Linked DNA regions of Homo sapiens: region 2 is linked to region 1. The links are chromatin contacts, found by Hi-C or POLR2A ChIA-PET in ENCODE. All regions are on one chromosome and are shown on one strand. The core of a region is the stretch at or near the end of the contact, and the rest is flanking DNA. Distances in the headings are between cores, read along the strand shown. Region 1 overlaps ATXN7L1 (ataxin 7 like 1). Region 2 overlaps ATXN7L1 (ataxin 7 like 1).

Region 1 (5,677 bases), core at 2,192-4,691:
ACAGAAGGGAAAAATATTTGCAAATTATATCTGATAAGAAATATATAATTTCTTATACATATCCAGAATAAATAAAGAATTCTTAAAACTTAAAGAGAAATAATCTAATAGCTATTAGGGATGCTAAGGTGGGAGGATCGCTTGAGCCTAGGAGATTGAAGCCACCGTCGGCAACACAGCGAGACCCTGTCTCTAAAAGAAATAAAATTTGTAAAAATGGCCAATAGGTGCCATCAAGCACATTAAAAGATGGTCAACATCATGTAGTCATCAGGAAAATGCAAATCAAAACCACAATGAAATACCACTTAAAACCCACTAAGATGGCCATGATAAAAAAGACTGATAATAACAAATGTTGGTAAGGATATAGAGAAATTAGAACCCTCATACATTGTTGGTGGGAATTTAAAATGGTGCGGCTGCTTTAGAAAACAGTTTCACAGTTCTTCAAAAAATTAAGCATGGAGTTACCATATGATTCAGCAATTTCACTCCTAGGTATATACCCAAGAGAAAACATATGTCCACAAAAACTTATACACATGCTCACAGCAGCACAATTCAAAATAGCCAGAAGGTAAAAATAATCCAAATGTCCATCAACTGGTAAATGAATAGACAGAATGTAGCATATCCTACAGTGGAATACTGTTCAGCTACAAAAAGGAATGAGGTATTGATACCTGCTACCACATGAATGAACCCTGAAACATTATGCTAAGTGAAAGAAGCCACACATAAAAGGCCACATATTATATAATTCCATTTATACGAAATGTTCAGAACTGGGCAATCCATAGAGACAGAAAGTTGATTCGTAGTTGCCAGGGACTGAGGGGAGGAGGGAATGGTCAGCAACTGCTAATGGGTACAAGGTTTCTTTCGGGACTAACAGATATGTTCTGGAATGAGATAGTGGTGTTGGTTGTACCACTTGTGAATATATTAATACCAAAAACAACTTTAAAGGAGTGAATTTTGTGGCATATGAATTATATCTTAATGGCAATTATTAAAACACATACATAAAGTGTGTCACAGGGTGAGCCAAGCGTCACAGAGAAGAGACTACATGGGAGGCGTGTTCCCTGAAAAGGCACCTCTGAAGACCAGTTACCATGTGCACTCCAACTCACTTCTTGGCTTGATGGGTGAGAACATTGGGAGTTGGCCACTAGATTAAGGACTGGATGGATCTAGTTTTAACTTTTGATCCTGAAATTTGAGAGAGAAATCATATCCTGGTATCTTTTGGGCTTCTTTATCAGTAGCAAAACAGTCAGACAGGACCTCTAGCAACAAGGAGAAAGCATGCAGGCTGGAAGCCTAGAGAACAGGTCCAGCTGAGAAATAATGTACAGCAGCAAGGGCAGGTAAAATCAGGGCAGGGTTGACTCTTCTAGAGCCAACCAACAGGTCCAGATGTGGATGGTGCTAAGGAAGACCTAAACTGTAAAACTATTGTTTACCCCAAGAACAAGAGCTCAGGACAGTAGAAAGTACATGGGTGGTAGAGATGAACAGATCCAGGTTCAAATCCTGGCTCTGCCACTTATTAGCTGTGTGATCTTAAAAGAGCTTCTTAATTTTTCTCTGCCCCAGTTTACTCGGCTCTTTGCAGGGTGATAAGACTGAAAGGCTAATATATATGAAAAGTGCCTGGCATATAATAGTTGTTCAGTAAATGGTAGTTTTTATTATTAGTACTGTCTTGTCAGCATAACTATTCATACGAAATGGCCCCTGCCAGCATTCAGTAACACCTGCCATGTGGTTTGAGAATTATCTGGAAATTTCTATTTTCCTAGCTACTTTGGTCCTATAGGCAAGATTGGATAGAAAATGTTTGAGCATTAAGATTTCCTAAAACTCATGTGATCCAAATATGACAGACATGGGTAAGTTAGCCTTAATCTATAGAGGGCTCTTAGAAAACAATGGGAAAAAAGATTAATAGGCCAATGGAAAATTAAGCAAAAACCATGAAAAAGCAACTCATATAAGAACATACACAAAGCTAACGAAATGTTCAACCTTATTAGTAATCATAAGAATGAAAACTAAAATAAGATAACATTTGAACTTATTAAATCATCAAATATCTGACAATCTTTGGTGAGATATTGGCCAGAGTTGGGAAAACAGCCACTCTCATACACTCCTGATGGGAGTATTAATTGGAACAATATTTCTAGAGGGCAATTTAGCAATGAGTATCAAAAGCCTCAAAAACAGCACACTCTTAGACTCAGCATTCCACTTCTAAGAATTTATGCTTTAGAAATAATCATGAATGTGTGCAAAAATTTAGCTACAAGGATATTCATTTGATTGCAATATTATTTTTAATAATGAGAACCTGAAAACAACCAATATATCCAATGACAGGGAATTAGTTAAATAAATTATGAAATACATTTACAATGGAATACTTAATAACTAGGAAAGGTACTCACCATAATCAACATAATACAAAATTATCCCATTTTTGTAAGTTACAGGAAACAAACAAAAGGTCAGCACTGGTTAATTCCAGATGACAGGGGTATAGGCTAGCTTTTTTCTTCTTTTGTTGATGTGCATCTTCTACAGTGATCACATATCACTTTTGCATGAAGAAAAAGCATCATTAAATAAATCTACTCATGGAGGTCCAGGCCCTCCATGATTGCAGCTCCGTGCACCCAGCCTAGAGCATGCTGCTCCTCGGCCCAGTGACTATTCTTCTAGCCTCCAGTTCCCTCAGCCTGCCAGCCCAGAGTGTGTTCTCAGGGCTGGGTCACTGCTTTCTGCTCCTCTCTGGGCCCTCTCCCTGCACTGCATGGCTCTAGACTCAGGTCTGCCACTAGCTATCACCCCAGTGGATCACTTGGTCTCCTCACCTCCATTCCTCCACCTGCAAGTCCCATGACCTAAGGCTTATCCTCCACTCCTAACCCCACGACACAGCAGTCTGAAAATAAAACTGCTCCACTGAATTTGACCATTATTGCACCATTATCACCACCCTATTATTAGTCCATCAGAGGGGACAGGCCATCACCACTGGCCTGAGAGGAGATGGACAATCTCAACAGGGCTTGGAGGTGTGATTTCACTTCCCTGCCAAGGAGGTGGCAGAAGGCTGGTCACCACACCAGGGCGTCACTCCTTGACAACACCACAACTGCCCAGAGTCCGTCCCTACGTAGTGATATGCAGGTGGGGAGGGCTCTGGCAAGAAGTTAGTGTAACCAGATCCCTTCTGACAGACCTGAGATGCGCAGGAATTCTTAAGGGCAAGAGGGTCAAGCCTGGTTTTCTCCCTGAATCTCCACCCAAACACCAAAACACCAGGGCTGGGCCCCCGCTAGAAGATGTGCTGCTCATGGGTCATGCAGGCTGTACTGAAAGACAACAAGTCACAGGAAGCTGCCTCTCTTACAGGGTGGTGCCGTCCTGTGGTTTCCCACCCTCTTGGAGGTGTAGCCATTGTTTGCTTGGTTTCATGACACCTCTTCTCCTCCTGAAAGTGCTGTATGTTGATTTTCCTTCTAAGTGAAGTGAACACAAATGATTCACCAGGGGCCCTGAGGTCACTGGGGCTCCCTGAGGATGTTCAGGCCCCTGAATGACAATGGGTGCTCTGAAGTCTGGGCCACTTCCTTCCCTCCTGCTTCCCATCTGAACTTAGAGGCAGATTAAGCCCCAGCTGCTCTCAGCTCTTTAAACAGAGTTGCCCTGATGGGCTGGCAAGTTCACACATACCTGCACCTTCTGAGGCTACCACAAGAGCTTTCTGTGACTCTTCAAATTTCATGCTTTATCTTAAAAATTAATGCAAATTTTCCTTGATACTCTATTTTTGCCCTACTGTATTTTATTAATTCTAAGCTGCACTCACCCCCACTTCCATTGTAACATCTTTAAAATCAGGATGTCTTAGAATCCACAGTGGCTGTAGTTTAATTGGCAGTGCTTTTTCTCAGTGTTACATAAAATAACAATGTATTTTCTGATAAATGGCATCTTAGAGTTGATGAAATATAATGATAAAAAAATACTTTCCTGTAGAATTAGAGTTGAACTGACATTCTGAAAGATGTGCCACCACGTTTGCACACTCCTGGCTCCCTGCCTAGGGCCCTGGTTTAAGGACCATTTCCAGATGTCATTTCCTCATGCCTGTCATGCCCCATGGCATCGGGAATACAGCCTTCACCAGCACACTGTTCCCACAGGAGAGGACCATGAGGAAGCTCATCCTGAAGGACACCCCCTAGTCCTCTGTTCCAGGGGCTACTCAATGGCAACCAAAGGAAATGTTCACTGCGCATTTCCCATGGGCCATGCATTGAGCTAAATGCTGTGTGTTCACTTCCTTCAACTTTGCCAACAACCCTATGAGCTACCTGTGATATCCCATTAAGCAGATGGGAAAAATAAGGCTGTGAGAGGTTATAGGACTTTCCTCTGTGCTGAACCCAGATCTCTCTGACTTAAGAGGCCTAGCACTGATCCCTGTGCCTCCTGAAGAACGAGCACAGAGCGAGCATGGGCTTCTGCTGCAAGACACTGTGGTGTCTCCTTCTGCACAGAAGGGGTACCCATGCTCCATATGGCCTGCCTGTTTGGAAAGTGATCCTCACTTGCCTGCAAGAGAGTCCCTCTCAGGAGCTCCCGGTTTCCCATCTCCCCAGACTCTGCAAATGCCCTCAGTGGGGGCCCTGGTGTGTAGGCTGAGCTGGAGGACAAGATACAGACAGATCTCAGAGATAATGAAAGTCAATATCAAAAGGGGCAGAAAGCCATCTCTGCCCCCAGGATATGTCACTTCAGTTCTTATTCCTTCCTGCTGCCCCGCTTCCTTATAACTTACCTCTTCACCTAGACACTTCCAAACTCAACTTCCCACAACACCTCCCTCCCCTTGCTCTCAAATTCTGGCTCGTTTTTTATGTGTATCCCACAATGATTTACAACCCTGAAACTAACCCAGGGAAACCACTGGATTTCTCAGACCTGCCCTCTCCTCCAGGCAATAATACCAGCTACCATTTTTCTGACCATCTATAGGATGGCAGCTGGTGACTTATCCCTAATCTTCCTAGGTCTGGTCCTGTTGTCCAAATGAGCAAGCAGAGGAACAGAGAGGCAAGGTAGCTAGCCTAAAGTCACACAGCAAGCAAGCAGCAGGGCCAAGAAGTTAGCTAAGGTCTGACTGCAAAGCTACGCCTTTCCCCCTGCACCATCGAGTTCCTCGACGATCAACTATACGCAGAGATGGGACTGAAAGGTGGCTTCTCCAGCTAGCATACATATTACCAGTCTTTCTCTGTATCTCTGTCAGTCTATCTCCCAGTAAAAATCCAAACACCAATCATGTCAATAGGGCTAGATTTGCAAGTGGCTGTCCCCAGCCCTTTACCCCAAACAGGGAGGACTCTTCCTCAGGAGATTTGCATGTATCACAAACCCTAACACCAAAATGCAACTTTTAAAGCAGCAAGCTTATTCCTCACGTGTTTCCATCCCCCTCCCATGTGGCTCACCCCCTTGTTATTTCTGGGCACAGGTGTGTCTCCCCCACAAGCTGTAAATTTCTTTAAACATTTTGTTGTTGTTGTTGTTGTTGAAAGGGCGAAGAAGTCCACAGGAAAGGAAAAGGAAAAACCACAGAACCATCCCCAGGAGA
Region 2 (5,677 bases), core at 1,295-3,794, 200 kb before region 1:
CTGAGGCGAGTGGATCACCTGAGGTCAGGAGTTCAAGACCAGCCTGACCAACATGGTGATACCCCGTCTCTACTAAAAATACAAAATTAGCCGGGCGCGGTGGCACATGCCTGTAATCCCAGCTATTTGGGAGGCTGAGGCAGGAGAATCGCTTATACCTGGGAGACGGAGGTTGCAGTGAGCTGAGATGGCGCCATTGCACTCCAGCTTGGCAACAGAGCGAGACTCCGTCTCAAAAACAAACAAACAGCAAAAACAAGCCAAGCAGCCCTCAAATGCTCATAGCACAGTCTGCATTACTCCTCTAAAGTCAACGTCAGGCTCTGAATGTGCTCCTTAAGGCAGCCCCACGAGCACAGGTGCACCAGGTCCCAACATTTGGAACCGTGCCAGTTGACTCATCTCTTTGGTGACACTTCTTCCCAACTGTGTGTAACTGAGCTTGGGCCAGGCCAGCTAATGTCTGTGACTGTCTCCTAATTTGGAATTTTTTCTGCTTTATAATGAGTGTGGCCCAATCATACTCTACTGTCAATGATTCCAGAACTCAGCTGGATGCGAAATTGGAGCCCATCAGAAACAGGAAAGACAGCCTCACGTGCAGTCCTCTGGATTGAAGAATGGGAAGCATTGGGGAAAAAAGTCTGATCAAGAATGTTTCAAAGATTTCAAAGACCAGGTGAGTTGGTAAGGGGCTGGGCCACTGAGTGAACACCTCTGATGTGAGGTAAAAGGACTTGGCAGAAGGAGAGAAGGGAGACTGCGCTCTTTTGGGTGTGTTCTAAGGGTGTTCATTAGCTAATGGAGAAGGGCTTAGAAGAGTGAAGGAGAAGAACCTAGAGCTGTCCCTGATACTTTTTTCTTTGGTGTCCCTTCTCTCCCTCAAAAGCTTTGGGCTTTCTCTCTAAGGGAACCTGCCTTGGCCTGGACTGAGAAGACACAGAAGCAGGCAGCTGAGTGATGGTGGGAAAGGCATTTGACCTTGCCATCCTCTTCCCCAGTATACACGCTAGCCATCGGGCCAGCCTTTCTTTACTACAGCTGGCAACAGCCCCAAAGTCCTGAACTGAGAAAGCAAAGGAGGAAACGGTCACAGGATAGTGCCACAGAATCTGGAAAGCCAATCCCAGAGATGATGCTTTTTGAGCAAAAACATTCAGCTGACATAAGAGCCTATTAAGAGCCCCACCCCCCACCTCCCATACACACAGATCCCGCGTGTGCCTATGCTGCAGCCACAGTGCAGTCACAGGGAAGCCAGTGTCTCGGAATTGTCCTCTGCTTCCTCTCACTGGCCCCGTGTGCATCCCCCTCACTTCCTCTGCTGTCACCTTCCCCAGCCAGGAAAGTGTCCCAGCCTTGGGCACGCCCCTTCCAGATGGCTGTGGACCCTGAATGACAGGTTGGACTTTTTTTTCCATTTGGAAAGAATCCAAAAGGTTCTAACCCCTGCTTTCACAGTATGGGCATCTCCCATCTTCTTTGTGTCTAATCACAGTAACGCAAACACCTCCATGTGCAGGTGGTGAGACCTGGGAGGGGGTGGTGAGTTGGCAATAGCCTGATGGGTGACTCAGCAATTTATTACACTGTTTGCTTAGGTGACAAACAAGCCTGGCAGTTACCCCCGAGCTTAGCCAAAGCCCTTCAAAGTTCCTTTCCCTTCAGTCTAAAGGATGCATGTGCACACTTCCCAAAGTCGCACAATTAGTTGCATTTATCAACTCACGATTGTCCTTTCTTTGTGGAGCAGTGTTTGAAAGGGAAAGATGAGTCTCCACTCTTCCCCTGCTGCTTTCATAATGCCTGTTTTGTTCACTTGGGATGAACTCTTTCAGAGAGCTCAGGGCTGCAGCCTGTTCCCCTGCTGTGTCTAATATGCTGGGAGTAGTTCTCTCCTCATCATCTCTGTACCTCTGTCTCGGTCCTGGGAAAGAAACCCAATGCCGAGAACACCCTCCCTCATCCCCCTTGCTACGTGGGGGCGATATCTACCTCTGTTTCTTTTGTGCTGCTTTAGTTGCCCACGTCTTCTTCCTTTGTGCTTGGCCTGTCTGAATTTATCTTTCTAGATCAAGGCGGGTCCTCTGGCTTTAAGAAACATGGTTCTCTTGGCATCAAGTAGATTCCCCTCCCTGCCCAGTGATGTCTGCAAAAGAACAGAGGTGGAGACTCATGACGGTGCCATTGCAAGAGCCACCAATGTGCCGCAGGGCCAGCTGCCCACCTGCCAGCTACGCTTTCCTGGTGATCATGATCTATATTCTTTGATTATCAACAGAAATGCCTTAAGAGAATGGTTCTGAATGTCTCTAGGTCTGCAGAAATTATTGCCAGCCCTTCTTCACTTACCAGAGCACGGTAAAGATGAATTTGACAGGCAGGAGCCTGAAGACATATGGTATTTGTGCTGTGGGTTTTGTGTGTGATGAGAGTTCTCAGCTGTCTGATTTCCTCCACCAATTCCTTCGACAAAAGCCTATGTGCTTATGCTGCTGGCCTGGCAGAATTTTGAGAATCTCTGACTCACTGGCAGAGCCTTAGAAGGGCCATATCACCCAGCCTCTTGGCTTCCAAGCAGTGATAGCATTAAGTCATCCCCAATAAAAAGGAATTTACCCTCTTTTAAAATGCCCTTGGAGAAGGAATTCAATTTGGCTCTCTTGGATGTATTTTGGCAGCTACTATGAGGAAATTATTTATATCCAATCTAAATTCTTTAAGTTGAAGAAGTACTTGGGAGATTCTAGAAGTCTGAGGGGCAGGCAATCACTAAGAATCAGGGTAAATAACAGAGACACAAAGTCCTACTACCGTGGTATGACAGATACAGTTGATACTGCATAAATCCTGACAAGTGAATAAATGGTATTTTTGCGGTGTGTCTGGAAAAATATTGGGAAAACTTTCAGAAAGCCTGTCTGTAAACACCTTTAGCAAACAGAAAACAGGTATTCAACCACAGAGCATGGTAAATAAGAATATCTGCCAGATAAATCTAACATTATTCTGTGGCTGAGTGTCAGGCCTGGTGGTTAGAGAGGAAGCATAGTGTCTAATCTCTCCTGGCCTTTGCACAGTTTTGGATTCTCTCCCACATAACACACCTTCAGTAAACTGGGGAAATGTGGTCAGACCACACAGTTACCAGGTGAGTGGTCCTGGCAGCAGAGACAAAAGAAAAATGGGTTAGCAGGGCTCAATTTCAGCCTAGAGTGATACCATGCAGAGCTCGACAGGGACCCACTGCCGGCCAAGAAGGTCATAGTGTCTTCATCAGTGACTTGGATGATGGGCCAAGACTTTGCTCCTCAATTGGGTTAAGAGATGATTAGCTGCTGAGAACAATGATGTGAGATTTCCTCCTGAGTCAGTTAGGTGGGAGGAAAAATGAACAAGCTGACTTGGAAGAATTGTAAAAATGGCCAGAAGCAAATCAAATAAAATCAGGGAGAACAAGTATGACTGAATTGAAGGTCTGTGCCTTGTCAATATTCTGGCAAATTTATAGAATGTGGAGTGTTGGAAGATAGTTTATAAGGCTTAGATAAGGCTTAGAAATATAGGCTTTCAAATCAGACCAACCTAGACTCAAATCCTGCCTTTTCTGTTGCTGGATGCATTACGGTATCACAGCCTTCTGGCTACCCGGTTTCAGAGCCTCAGTGAGCTTATCAGGACTCTAAGAATGAGAAAGAGGACACCTGGCCTGGCAAGGAGTGAGTGCTGGTTTCAGTCCTGCCTTGGTGGGGTGGTCTCATGCAGTGCAAAGCCCACACAAACATATGTGGCTGCCCTGCCTAACTTATCTCAGGCCTTCCTGGCTCCATGCCTCAGTTTCCTTATCAGTCAAATGAAGATAATAAGAGATATTTGAAGTGATTAAATGAGGTAGTAGATACCAAGTGCTTAGCATAGTGCCAGGCACATAGCAGACTCTCAATAAACTCTAACTAAACCAAAAGGGCACAGAGGATCCCAGCATCTGCTCTCATCCACCGATACTTGAAAGGTATATATGTGGGGTGCAAATCATGGTCACCATCAGAAAACTTCTGCTTCCTTAGTCCCTTCTGGTCCCACCGTGGAAGGAGGGGTGGACAGGGTGGAGGCAGAAGCACCAGCAGAGGGTGGGAGCAGCAGCCTTCCACATTCATGCAGAGTAGAGGACTCCTTCTGGGTGAGGCAGTGAGGAAGAAAAGCAGAACGAGGTGGGGCCAGATTCAATGGCCCTTTTCCAGGACCTGTCAGCCCTACTTCACAAGCCCACCTGCTTCTCCATCTCTAGTATTCTAGGCACTGCTTAAGCCTGGACTAGTGGTTAAAGGTCCCATCTGTATAGGACATTCTGGAAGAGGAGTAAGGAGGAACTCCAGCCTCCTCATGCACAAACATGTTGTCTCCTGCAATCCTGAAGTATGTTAGGCATTGGGGCTCTCTGCTGGTTCTAAGATGCCTCCCAGAGAAATAACTCTATAAGCCCCCCTCTAGGCTGCTCCAATTTTCTGGAAGCAGGAGGCCCCAGCGCATGTCTCCCTGCTGGTCTGTTAGTCTCTCTTGTACTTCTGTTATTCATGGCTTCCCAGGGCATGGAGCTCAGAAGGTGGTCTCCAAACCTGCTGGGAGAATAAGGAGTGCTAAGTGTCCTGACATTCCTGGGGAGTCCTAGTGCCCTAGGACTGTGAACAAGTCAGCAAGTCAGAGAAGAGGAGAAGATAAAAAAGGAAAAATCGAGCCCTCATGCAGTAGGGCATAGGATGCTGCACAGGCTGCCTTTGGGACCAGCTGTGTCTGCAGCAGTGTAGCCTTGGGCAGGGAGTCCAGGAGCGTTTTAAGGATAACCCTAGACCTAATCAACTGCACCTGCTCAGTGCCTTTCCTCTGCAAATGAGAACGAAGAGCCACACAATTCCAATGAATGGCCATTGAAATTCACATCAATAAGGAAATGGTATCAGAGCCTGGGAGGGCAGGAATTGAGAACGTAGAGATTAGGAGGCAATTTGATTCTGCAGGGAGCGCTGGTGCAGGGTGAGGCAGAGCCCCAAGCACCCTGTCCCCAGCACTGGCCCAGAACAGGCTCCGCTCAGGAGCAACAAGCGGGAGCACTCCCCTCGGCAGCCACCAGAGGTCATTGGTTCCTGCTGTTCGAGCTGTAGGCTGCTCTGCAGTGCCTTCCAGCCAGTACAGCCCAGACAGTTACTGTTTCCCAACAGTCCTGGAGGAAACCCTGACCCAAGGGGAGACAGGGCAACTCCTTACAGAACACCCTCCATCCCCCTGCCAGGAAGGCTGGGAGCTGGCACCTTGAGCAGAGACCCTGGGCTCCCATCCTAAGCCTTTGGCCTTCAAGAAGCTTTTTCTGAGCACGCTGAAAGATGAGGAAATGGCAAAGCATCCCAGGCTACTTATCAGTGCTCCAGCTTCTGGCCAGGTACCCTGACACCTGCTGCTCCCAGTTTCCTGCCAGAGGAAAAGCCCTCAGGAGCACCTTCCCTCCCCCAGGCATCACTCACTCACTCTGCTTTTTCCTTTTTTGTATTAGAATCCGGTTCTGGGCAGGCAGCCTTGCACCTGAACCACCTCCATCCAGAAAACAAAGCACATTTTCTTTTTAAACCCTCAAGGGTTTATTCTGAATGGCATTTTTGCCATATTAAAAAAAAAAGTTTATCTT

What was found. A loop is a pair of places that touch in the nucleus more often than their neighbours do. ChIA-PET counts read pairs that join two places held with the same protein, here RNA polymerase II (POLR2A). Pooled maps may share reads with other maps.
Region 2: a pooled map shows a loop between it and region 1 (3-fold over the local background). The contact joins two enhancer-like sites. A Hi-C loop is called at or near these places in 1 of 37 single-sample maps with no recorded cell type and 5 of 50 pooled maps. POLR2A ChIA-PET finds 5 or more read pairs at or near these places in 5 of 52 experiments (H1, OCI-LY7, PC-3 and 2 more).

What each region holds. Positions count from the first base shown.
Region 1 is chr7:105,846,115-105,851,791 of GRCh38, forward strand. The region is part of intron 2 of ATXN7L1 (ataxin 7 like 1); the gene reads right to left. Among named protein-coding and RNA genes, the nearest start is that of ATXN7L1, 28 kb to the right of the region's middle. Within about 2 kb of position 3,442, at least 7 of the 41 ENCODE cell types and tissues checked have a DNase peak (open chromatin) inside an H3K27ac peak, as active enhancers do; they include PC-3, where a contact is called at or near this core.
Region 2 is chr7:105,647,412-105,653,088 of GRCh38, forward strand. All of the region lies in intron 4 of ATXN7L1 (ataxin 7 like 1), which reads right to left. Among named protein-coding and RNA genes, the nearest start is that of EFCAB10, 69 kb to the left of the region's middle. RefSeq lists a silencer at 544-760 and enhancers at 771-1,970, 5,269-5,677. Within about 2 kb of position 2,545, at least 5 of the 41 ENCODE cell types and tissues checked have a DNase peak (open chromatin) inside an H3K27ac peak, as active enhancers do; they include PC-3, where a contact is called at or near this core.